3 separate regions of the Homo sapiens genome follow, and all the other regions are linked to region 2. Evidence: chromatin contacts called from ENCODE Hi-C or POLR2A ChIA-PET data. All regions are on one chromosome and are shown on one strand. Each heading gives the region's core, a stretch centred on a gene start or an enhancer-like site at or near the end of the contact. The rest is flanking DNA. Distances are from core to core; before and after follow the strand shown. Region 1 overlaps RFC2 (replication factor C subunit 2). Region 2 holds the start of GTF2IRD1 (GTF2I repeat domain containing 1). Region 3 has its middle 9.9 kb from the start of MIR10525.

Region 1 (3,563 bases), core at 165-2,664, 220 kb before region 2:
TCCTGTGTCTCCTTTCTCCTGCTTCAGGTAAAAAACCTTTTATAAAAATATAAAAATTAGCCGGGCCTGGTGGTGCATGCCTGTAGTCTCAACTACTTGGGAGGCTGAGGCAGGAAAATCACTTGAACCCAGAAGGTTGCAGTGAACTATGATTGCATCACTGCACTCCAGCCTGGGCAAGAGGGAGACCTTGTCTCAAAAAACATAACAAAACACGGCCAGGCACAGTGGCTCACGCCTGTAATCCCAGCACTTTGGGAGGCTGAGGTGGGTGGATCACGAGGTCAGGAGATCGAGACCATCCTGACTAACACAGTGAAACCCGTCTCTAATAAAAATACAAAAAAATTAGCCGGGCATGGTGGCGGGCACCTGTAGTCCCAGCTACTTGGGAGGCTGAGGCAGGAGAATGGCGTGAACCCGGGAGGCGGAGCTTGCAGTGAGCCGAGATCGCACCACTGCACTCCAGCCTGGACGAAAGAGGGAGACCTTGTCTCAAAAAACATAACCAAACACAAAAAGCCTTAAGGGAATGGCGGCCACAGCTCTTGTTTAATAAAAAGGGACCCTGAGAGCATCAGGGCTGCGGATGGGATCTTAGTTCCCAAGTCCAGCCGTCTTTCTGGGATGGCCCAGGGACTCTTCCCATGAGAAGAAATTAATGCGACAAGTTAGGAAATCAGAAGAAACATCTAGAACCCAACTGCCGCCCACCTGTTACTTCACATCCTGAAGTCCTGACTGTACAACCTCAGGGACAAGTTTCTCTTCCTTTTTTTGTAAGAGTCTCGCTCTGTCGCCCAGGCTGGAGTGCAATGGCACCATCTTGCCTCACTACAATCTCCACCTCCTGGGTTCAAGCAATTCTCCTGCCTCAGCCTCCTGAGTAGCTGGGATTACAGGCGTGCGCCACCATGCCCAGCTAATTTCGTATTTTAGTATTTCGTATTTTAGCCACCGTGCCCAAATGGGCCAGGCATGGTGGCTCACACCTGTAATGCCAGCACTTAGGAGGCTGAGGTGGGAGGATCACTTGAGGCCAGGAGTTCGAGACCAGTCCCAGCAATATAGTGAGACCTCATTTCTACAAAAAATTTAATAATTAGCTGGGTATCGTGGTACATGCCTGTAGTCCCAGCTACTCAGGAGGCTGAGGTAGGAGGATCACTTGAGCCCAAGAGGTTGAGGCTGCAGTGAGCCAAGATTGGCCCACTACACTCTAGCCTGGGCGACAGAGTGAGACCCAATCTCAAAAATCAAAACAAAACAAAAAGGGAAAAAAATAGTATCTTACCAAAAAAAAAAAAAAGGCAATTCTACAAATTAGTACGAAATTCTTTGGGGAATTCTAAAGCAAGCGCAAAGAGTATGGTCTAGAACACAGGAAGAGCATCACGGTGTTTTCCTGAGGGCTGGGCTGCATCTCTCCACTCTGCCGCCCTCTCTGAAAGGCTCGCCACCTGGCCATTCTGAGAAATCAGTCTAAATAGGAAAGACAGCAAACCCTGCCCTCGCCCTGGGGAAGTGGCGCCTTCAGGCTTCTAGAAGAACCGAGATGAGCTTGTGGGTCTACTATCTAATCGCCTTTTCTACTTGTAGGCTGCCAAGGCCCGTAGAGACAGGAAGCTGGTTTTTCTCGAGGCTTCACATGGTCACCTTATTGCCAACAAACACTGCAAGGCTTTATTAGCTAAAATGTCAACCCACACACAGATCAGAGACCGCCCTCAGCTTCTCTGCGCCTTTCCGCCCCGTCACCGCATCAATGGGGTGGAGGCCAAACTCAAACACTTGCGGGGCACAGACGTCCCAGAAGCAAACATGCAAGTCACGGGAGTTTATTTATTTAATTTTTTTCCCCAGATGGAGACTCTGTCGCCCAGGCTGGAGTGCAATGGTGTGATCTTGGCTCACTGCAACCTCCACCTCCTGGGTTCAAGCGATTCTCCTGCCACAGCCTCCCGAGTAGCTGGGATTACAGGTGCCCGCCACCACACCCAGCTAATTTTTATATTTTTAGTAAAGACAGGGTTTCCCCATGTTGGCCAGGCTGGTCTTGAACTTCTGACCTCAGGTGATCCACCTGCCTCGGCCTCCCAAAGTGTTGGGATTACAGGCGTGAGCTACCGTGCCTGGCCAGCCACTGGAGTTTAAAGGACAGTCATGTTGGCTCCAGCCTAAGGCGGCATTTTCCCCCATCAGAAAGCCGCGGCTCCTGTACCTCAGAATAGGGCACCTGTAAGTCAGTCAGTGAAGTCTCTGCTCTAACTGGCCACCGGGGCCATTGTCTTCTGACACAGCCTTGCCAGGAGGCCTGCCATCTGCAAAAGAGAGTTCACTCCTTCCGCTATTTTCATGTGAGTGTATCCAATTTCCTGAAAAACAAACCAAATTCAAATCTGGTTAATAAGTGGGGGAGTTCTTTTTTAAAATCTGAACTGAAAAAAATAAAAATAAAAACAGAAACAAACTGAACTAATGGTTTTTTCAAAATCAGCATGAGGAATTCCAACCCCAGCCGGAAAATGAATGCTAAGATGCAATGGATTATGTTTACCTAAAGTTCTATTTATTTCTTAAAAGGATGCTGATAGTTCTTTCAAAGAAACTGTTAAGAAAATGGGTGGGGCGAGGGGGGGCGGGGTGGTGGCACGGAAAGCCAGGCTAGAGGAAAATATTTATATATCTGATAAAGAACTTGCATCCAGACTGTATAAAGAATTCTCAAAAATTCAGTAATAAAGTCCAGGCGTGGTGGCTCATGCCTGTAATCCCAGTACTTTGGGAGGTCAAGGCAGGTGGATCACGAGCCCAGGAGTTCGAGATCAGCCTGACCAACATGGTAAAACCCCATCTCTACTAAAAATACAAAAATTAGCCAGGTATGGTGGCGCACGCCTGTAATCCCAGCTACTCGGGAGGCTGAGGCAGGAGAATCACTTAAACCTGGGAGGCGAAGGTTGCAGTGAGCTGAGATAGTGCCACTGCACTCCAGCCTGGGCAACAGAGCAAGACTCCATCTCAAAAATAAATAAGTAAATAAATTCAGTAATAAAAATCAAACAACCCAATTAAAAAATGGGTAGATTTAGACCTGGAGCAGTAGCTCACACCTGTAATCCCAGCATTCTGGGAGGCTGAGGCAGGAGGATCACTTGCCCAGAGTTGGGCCTGGGCAACATAGCAACACCCAAACTCTACGAAAAAAAGAAAATAAAAATGACCCAAGTGTAGTGGCACATGCCTGCAGTCCCAGCTACTCGGGAGCCTGAGGTGGGAGGATTGCTTGAGCATGGAAGGTTGAGGCTGCAGTGAACTATGATCGCACCACTGCACTCCAGCCTGGGTGACAGAGCAAGACCCTGTCTCTCAAAAACATAAAAAAGGTAGGCCAGGCGCAGTGGCTCACACCTGTAATTCTAGCACTTTGGGAGGCCGAGGCGGGAGGATCACTTGAGCCCGGGAGTTCAAGACCAGCCTTGGCAACACGGGGACACCCCGTCTCCACCAAAAATATAAAAATTGGCCGGTCTTAACATGATCTCTAAACAAAAAATACAGTA
Region 2 (3,724 bases), core at 1,225-3,724:
CTCTGCGCCCTGCCTTGTGCTGGGCACTGCAGATGTGGCCTGCCTGGGAGGAGCTCTCAGTCTGATGGGTTTGTGGGTTTCCTATAGGAGACCTGGTCAGCCAAAGTTAACCCTCACCAAGTTCCTGGTGTGTGTCCAGAAGAGACCCCAGTGTAATTGTCTGACGGGTGTTCCTGCCGCTGCACAGGAAGAATTCACTGAGACCATGGTATTACAGCGAGAAATAGTTTTATGTTTCTTAATTTTTAAAATTTTTTAGACAGTCTTACTCTGTCGCCCAGGCTGGAGTGCAGTGGTGCGATCTTGGCTCACTGCAACCTCCGCCTCCCAGGTTCAAGCGATTCTTATGCCTCAGCCTCCTAAGCAGCTGGGATCACAGGTGCCTGCCACCACGCCCGGCTAATTTTTGTGTTTTTAGTAGAGACAGGGTTTCACCATGTTGGCCAGGCTGATCTTGAATGCCTGACCTCAAGTGATCCACCTGCCTCGGCCTCCCAAAGTGTTAGGATTACAGGCATGAGCCACCGTGCCTGGCCTAATTTTTGAAACACAGTCTCACTCTGTCACCCAGGCTGGAGTGCAGTGGCTGAATCTTGGCTCACTGCAGCCTCCACCTCCTGGGTTCCAGTGATTCTCATGCGTCAGCCTTCTGAGTAGCTGGGATTACAGGCATGCACCACCACACCCGGCTAATTTTTGTATTTTTAGTGACCAGGTTTCGCTGTGTTGGCCATGCTGGTCTTGAACTCCTGACCTCAAGCAATCCACCCACCTTCGCCTCCCAAAGTGCTGGGATTACAGGCATGAGCCACTGAGCCCAGCCAAAAGCGTCTTATTAATGCAGAGCTAGCCAAGCAGTAGGACTGGAGTTATTACTCAAATAAATCTCCCCAAGAACTCAGAGGCTAGGGTTTTTATGGATAATTTGGTGGGCAAGGGCCCAGGGAATGGGTACTGCTGATTGGTTGGAGATGAAATCACAGGGGTGTGGCAAACGGTCCTTATGCACTGAGTCGGTCTCTGAGTGGGGGCCACAGGATGGGCTGAGTCATGAGTCACACAGGTCCAGGTGAGTCAGTCGGTTGCCCGAATGCGAAAGTCTGAAAAACATCTCCAAAGACCAATCTCAGTTTCCACAATAGAGATGCTATCTATAGGAGGAAGTGGGGAACTCACAAATCTTGTGATCTCTCGCCACATGACTCCTGAGCAGTCAGATTATAAAAACGATGCGTAGGTTTTAGCAGCGTCCAGGCCCCTCCCATAATCCTAATCTCACGGCCTTTCGTTAGTTTTACAAAGGTGGTTTTGGTCTCTTGTATAAAAAGCAGGTTAGGTTTAAGGAGTAACTATTATCATCCTTGTTTCAAAGTTGAACTATAAACTAAATTCCTCCCCCGGTTAGCTTGGCCTATGCCCCGGAATGAGTGAAGACAGCCAGCGCGTGAGGCTGGAAGCAAGATGGAGTCAGCCACGCTAAACTTCTGTCACTGTCCTAATCTTTGCAAAGGCAGTTTGGCCAGGAGGCTGTGGGGAGACCTTGTGGGTTTTGCCAGGACCTGGGAGATTCTCGATCTATGTTTGGCTGTCCTTCTAAGCCAGAAGCTCCCTGGGGTTGGGGCCTGCCTGGGGTGAGTCCCTCCCTCCCTGCCATGCCCAGTCTAGCCAAGGTCTAGTTCAGGGATCAGGGCACCACGTGGGGGAAGGACTGTGTTCCTTGTGCTGAATTAGGATTTATGGCTTTGGGGCCGGATGGGAGGCGTGCGCACTGATTCAGTAGGAGCGCTGCTGTGGTGTGTGTGTGGTTGGTGGGAGCGGGGCGGGCGGGGGGCGGGGGGGCTGGTTGGGGGGACAGGGGTAAAAGCCTATCAGAGGGAGGTCCCATCAGACAAGATGGGACCAAGAGTCCAGTTGGCTCTGCTGCGACTTTCGGCCTGTCACTGCCTTCCTGCACATCTCAGGGGTGGGAGGGGGACAAAGGCTGTAAGAGTAAGAGGTACCTGGCCCAAGCCTTAGGACTAGAACCCGGGCCAGGCGGGAGTGACCAGCCGGGACACTCAGGGCCTCCGCGCGTTCCAGCTGGGTGACCTTGACCCTCCAACTTCAGCCCCCTGCGCCCGGCTGCTCTCCCAGTGGTGGTGGGGAGCGGTGGGGGTAGACGGGGGCGCGCCCAGGCTTTTCTAATCCGGCGCTGGTGGGGGAGAACCGAGGGCGCCACCGCCCCTCCCCGCAGGTCCGGGGCCGAGGGGTGCGGCGCGCTCTCCCCACCGCGGTGCCCAGGTCCCCGGGACGCAGGGGCGCTGGGTAGCAAGGGGGGTGCGCAGGGGCGCGGGGCGCGGGGCGGGCTAATCCCGTATGTAAATGGCAGCCAATGGAGGGTGGTGTTGCGCGGGGCTGGGATTAGGGCCGGGGCGAATGGCTGGCAATCTTACTGGGATTACAGAACAAAGAGCCTCCCCGCGCTCCCGCTCTCCGCTCCTCTCCCCGCGCCGCCCCGCCCTCCGCCGCAGCCCGCGCCGGGGGTGGGGGCCGCCGAGCGCCAGCCCCCCGGCCGGCCGATTCCCCCCCCGCGCCCCCTCCCCGCGCCTCCCTCCCCGCCCTCGCCGCGCCGCCGTCCTCGCCTCCCTCTGCCTCTCCTTCCCCCATTCTCCCGGATTAATTAAGGAGGCAGCGGCAGGAGGCTGAGTCCTGGCCGCGGGCCGGGGCCGGGGCGCCGCTGGCAGGAGCGCTTGGGGATCCTCCAAGGTAGGAGAAACTTTTGCGGGGGGCGGGCACCGAGGCCCTTCTCCCCTTCTCCCCCACCCCCGCCCCCGATCCCCTCCGCCTCCGGGGGGGGGGGTCCCCGCCCCTCCCCCTCTCAAGGTGTTACAGGAGCTGGGGCCGGCTTTTGGGTGCCCGGGGAGGCACGTGACTGGGATTATAATTCGGGCCCGGGGGGAGGGGAGGGACGGCCGCCCCCCACCTGCCCGGGAGGGGCCGGGAGCTGGGAGCTGTCACCCCCTCCCTCCTTGCCACCGGCTCTTCTGGAGGTGGGGGGCGTCCCGGGCCGGCGCCCGCAGGCTGCTGCAGTTGGCGAATGAGGTCAGTCGCGCTGCCCGCGGTGGCGGGCGCCGGGGTGGGAGCAGAGGGGGCTGGGAAGGCCGCGGTCCCCGCCTTTCCCCCCTCCACCTTCTCCCGGTCTGGGCCAGCCCCTGGCCCGCGCCCCCAACTCCCAGGCGGAGTCCAGTCCAGCCAGGATTGCCCCAGCAGGGTGGTTCCTGTAGTGGACCCCCCGCCCCGGCCCCGGGGAGGGGGCTGGCCTGTGTGGTGGTGGCCGCTGAATCCCGGGTGGAGGGGACTCAGAAGGTGGCAGTGGGGGGACCACAAAGGGTTCAGAGGAGTAAGTTGGGGATACTCGGTCTGTGGGTGGTCTCTGAGTTCCTGCAGATGGGTGGAGAGGACAGAGGAGGGGCCACAGGGTGCTGAACACCCACCCGCCCCATCCTAAGTACCCTGGGCATGATGGGCTTGACACCTCTCCTGGGCTCCTCACCCCTGGCCAGCAGCCAGGGAGTGAGACCCTGCCTCGCCTGGCGTGGGCCCAGGGAAGGGGGCCGCTGTGCCGCTGAGAGTTCGTTCCACCCTCCTGGCAGTGCTGGAGGGGGCTGGAGCTCTGGCGTCTGGCCTAGTGACCCTACCTCCCAGGACCAAGGTCCTGCGGTGGGAGTCTCCTGTGTCCCCATCC
Region 3 (3,578 bases), core at 784-3,283, 150 kb after region 2:
GTGGCACGATCATATCTTCCTGCAGCCTCAAACTCCTGGGCTCAAGTAATCCTCCTGCCTCAGCCTCCAGAGTAGCTGGGACTACAGGTGTGAGCCACCACACCCAGCTAATTTTTTGATTTTTTTGTAGAGATGGGGTCTTGGGTTATGTTGCCCAGGCTGGCTGCAAATTCCTGGGCTCAAGCCATCCTCCTGCCCCAGCCTCCCAGAGTGCTGGGATTAGAGGCGTGAGCCACCATGCCCAGCCTGGGATGATTTTGGATAGAGCTCTGGATACCTGACAAGCAGAGTGATGGGGTCCCAGCTGTGTCTCAGAAAGACCACTTTAGGGGCAGGTGGGAAGTTGAAGGAAGGGACAAGACTGAAGGCAGAAAGACAAGTCACAAGAGCGTGGCAGGCGTCCAAGGCCTGGCACCCAGTCCCTGCTTATTGGGTGACACATATTTACTGAGCCCTGCCCTTCTGGCTGGGGAGGCCAAGCAGCTGAGTGTCCTAATTGGGGAGGCAGCTGCCAGGGAGTACAAAACAGAGTAGGGCTGGTGCGGTGGCTCAGGCCTGTAATCCCAGTGCTTTGGGAGGCCAAGGTGGGAGGATCGCTTGAGGCCAGGAGTTCAAGACCAGCCTAGACAACATAGTGGAACCCTTTCTCTAAAAAATGTTAATTAGCTGGGTATGGTGGTGTGTGCGTGGTCCCAGCTACTCTGGAGGCTGAGGCAGGAGGATTGTTTGAGACCAAGAGTTTGACACTGCAGTGAGCCGTGATTGCACCACTGCTCTTGAGCATGGGCAACAGAGCAAGACCCTGCCTCTGAAAAAACAAAGCGGGGGGGCCTCACCTAGTGCAGAAAGTAGGAAGAGTCCTTGAAGCTGAGGCTTGAAGAGCAAGTGAGGCTTTGGGGGGACAAAGAGAGGAGGGCTGAGGTAGGTGGGTGTTTAAGACGAGAGCGATGTGGGCAAAAACGGAGCTGGACAGGGACTGGGTACGTTCCAGGAATAAGAAGGTGTCACCAGAGCAGACACAGGGTGGCTGGAGGTGACATGTCAGGGCAGGTGTGGACTTAGTCAGGGTTCCCGAGGACGCTAAGCAGGTGTCTCCTACACATGGTGCCGGGCTGAAGTGGTGGGCAGAGGCAGACATCCAGCCTGGGTTACACCTGCCCAGCCATGCACTCTGGGACAGAGCTGCGTACTTTTTCTCACCGACCCACGTGGAAGGCCTCATAAGCCGGGCCAAGGCAATTTCCAGAAGGCAAATGAGACCCACAGCAGGAAGTACCTGGGGGAGAGCCAGGCCTAGGTCTGCATTTTGGAAGGGTGCCCCTGCCCGCTGAGAGATGTCGGAGAAGGAAGGGAGGAATACATCAGAAGACCACCTGGGAGGCTCCAACAGAAGATAGCAGTAGAGGCCAGGCGTAGTGGCTCATGCCTGTAATCCCAGCACTTTGGGAGGCTGAGGTGGGTGGATCACCTGAGGCCAGGAGTTCGAGACCAGCCTGGCCAACATGGTGAAACCCTGTCTCTACTAAAAATACAAAAATTAGCTGGGCATGGTGGTGGACACCTGTAATCCCAACTACTCTGGAGGCTGAGGCAGAAGAATCTCTTGAACCCAAGAGGCAGAGATTGGCAGTGAGCTGAGATCGCACCACTGCACTCCAGCCTGGGCAACAGAGCGAGACTCCGTCTCAAAAAAAGAGAGAGAGAGAGAGATGGCAGTGGTTTGGGCCAGGTGGAGAAAATAACTAGAGGGTCAGCCAGTCGGGTGGACGAGGGGTTCTGGAGAGTCAGGGGTCAGGGTGGTCCCAGGATCTGGCTCTAACCGTCCACCCAGGGCCCAGAATGAGGCCTGTGGCTTGGAGGGACTGAGTTCTGAATCAGCTGAGGAAATGGTCAAAACTTTAGTCCAGGGCTTCTGCCAGTCCTCAGGGTCAGTCCCATCCATGCCCAGAGCTGGGAGGAAGGCCCCATCCCAGCCTTCCAGACCACACTTCCTCCTGGAAAGACGCTAGAAACCACGTGCCTGGCACAGCCACCCCCTCTCCGCTGGTGCAAACCCCCCACCCAGTCAGCTGCCAGCCTCACCTTCCTCCCTCCCACCTCCTAGTGGCTCCCAGTGCCACCAGGCGCCTCCACTCCACCCTCAGCCCCTGCCCTGGGCCGGGCCCACTTTTTCCACTCCAGGATGGGGGCAGGAGTGACCTCCTCAACTGGCCACCACCTCCAAGCAGAAACTGCCTATGAAGTCAAGATGATCTGAAGAGTCCTTGCAGCTGCCACCTTGCCTTCAACCCTCACGTCCTGTAACCCATCCCCCACCCCCGATCCTGTGACTCTGGATTTAAAATCTGTTTTGCTTTCCTTGCACCCAGTGCAAGCATCTAGGTGCGGCGTTCCAGGCGCCTCGCAGGGGGTCGGGTCCCCAGCCTTCTGTCCCACCGTTCCGTCCCCCGGGCCCGGCCCACCTGGCGCCCCCTCCCGCCCGCCACCGCCCGCTGGCGCCTGTCGGTCGTCTAGACCCGCCGCCCCCGCTCCACCGCTCAGATCCGCGGCCAGAGCCGGAAGTGGCTCCTGCCCCGGCCGGGAGCGGCGGGGCTGAGACTGTGCCCGCGGGCACTGCCATCCCGTGCATGGAGAGGGCGCAGAGCCCGGGGGTAGGGCGGGCCGGGGAACCCGATCCTCCTTCATCCGCGCAAAGGCCCGCGAAGCTCCCAATCTGTTCTCTTTCAGGCTCACTGTGCAGATGGCGTGCAATTAAGTGGGTCGGTGCAGCAAACCCTCGTATCCTCCCGCTTCCCTAAAAGCAGAGGATTGAGCCGCTGCACTCCAGCCTGGGCAACACAGCGAGACCCTATGTCTTAAAGAAAGGGCAGAAGTGGGGACCCCTCTCCCACCCCCTTCCCCTGCTCCAAGCCAAAGCGTTTGAAGCAAGAGGTTGCCTCCTGTGAGTTTCCCCCAGTCCCTGGAGGCCTGGGCTTTGGGAGGTGTGTCCAGGCAGAGGACAGAGGTCTTGTGCAAAGGGCCGCTTTTCCCTTCGCCCACCCTGCGCCCGCCCAGCCCCTTATCCGATGGGAAAGCCTTACTGACTCTTTTCCTCGCAGAAGCGCCCAGATGCTGTTTATGCAACCTCTCCAGAATCTCAGTGTACTGTACTTTTTAAAAAGTGATTTGATTCAAAGCACTCATTCTTTAATTAAACTTCATTTAGCTGCCATCTGTCTCGGTTCGAAATGGCTTCGTGTTTTGCAACTCTAAATGAGAATTGTTATTGGATTTGTAAACACATCCCCAAAAAAATCACAAAACACTTTCAAAAGTAATAAATGAAGGACGGTTAGGAGCTGCATCTTAAACGTTCTAATTGCCGGGGAATGTATTCTGGTGGGTACACAGTCATTTTATATACAAATCATTGTACAAAAATCTGGTATCAATGAAAAGATCAAGATTATAGAAAATGCTGGAATTATATCTGACTGAAAACAGTAATAAAGCAATAATTGGCGCAGGGACGGGCCACAAAACGAGACGGGGCACCTGCTCCCCTCGGGCCACCCTCCCGCACCGCCCAGGTGCCTGGC

What was found. Hi-C counts contacts between places; a loop is a spot of excess contacts on that map. ChIA-PET counts read pairs that join two places held with the same protein, here RNA polymerase II (POLR2A). Pooled maps may share reads with other maps.
Region 1: a loop to region 2 is called in a pooled map, with 2.9 times the contacts of the local background. The contact joins the enhancer-like site here to the promoter of GTF2IRD1 in region 2. A Hi-C loop is called at or near these places in 1 of 50 pooled maps. POLR2A ChIA-PET finds 5 or more read pairs at or near these places in 2 of 52 experiments (H1 and activated CD8-positive, alpha-beta memory T cell).
Region 3: a loop to region 2 is called in a pooled map, with 4 times the contacts of the local background. The contact joins the enhancer-like site here to the promoter of GTF2IRD1 in region 2. A Hi-C loop is called at or near these places in 8 of 50 pooled maps. POLR2A ChIA-PET finds 5 or more read pairs at or near these places in 3 of 52 experiments (SK-N-SH, WTC11 and naive thymus-derived CD8-positive, alpha-beta T cell).

What each region holds. Positions count from the first base shown.
Region 1 is chr7:74,229,842-74,233,404 of GRCh38, forward strand. It overlaps RFC2 (replication factor C subunit 2), which reads right to left. Exons shown (of 11, transcript NM_181471.3): 11 at 1,661-2,375. The coding sequence ends at 2,265. Among named protein-coding and RNA genes, the nearest start is that of LAT2, 22 kb to the left of the region's middle. Within about 2 kb of position 1,415, at least 7 of the 41 ENCODE cell types and tissues checked have a DNase peak (open chromatin) inside an H3K27ac peak, as active enhancers do.
Region 2 is chr7:74,451,432-74,455,155 of GRCh38, forward strand. GTF2IRD1 (GTF2I repeat domain containing 1) reads left to right here and starts at 2,475. Exons shown (of 27, transcript NM_005685.4): 1 at 2,475-2,745. RefSeq lists an enhancer at 771-1,290 and silencers at 2,176-2,525, 3,028-3,097.
Region 3 is chr7:74,604,091-74,607,668 of GRCh38, forward strand. No RefSeq gene overlaps it. Among named protein-coding and RNA genes, the nearest start is that of MIR10525, 9.9 kb to the left of the region's middle. RefSeq lists a silencer at 2,408-2,817. Within about 2 kb of position 2,034, at least 19 of the 41 ENCODE cell types and tissues checked have a DNase peak (open chromatin) inside an H3K27ac peak, as active enhancers do.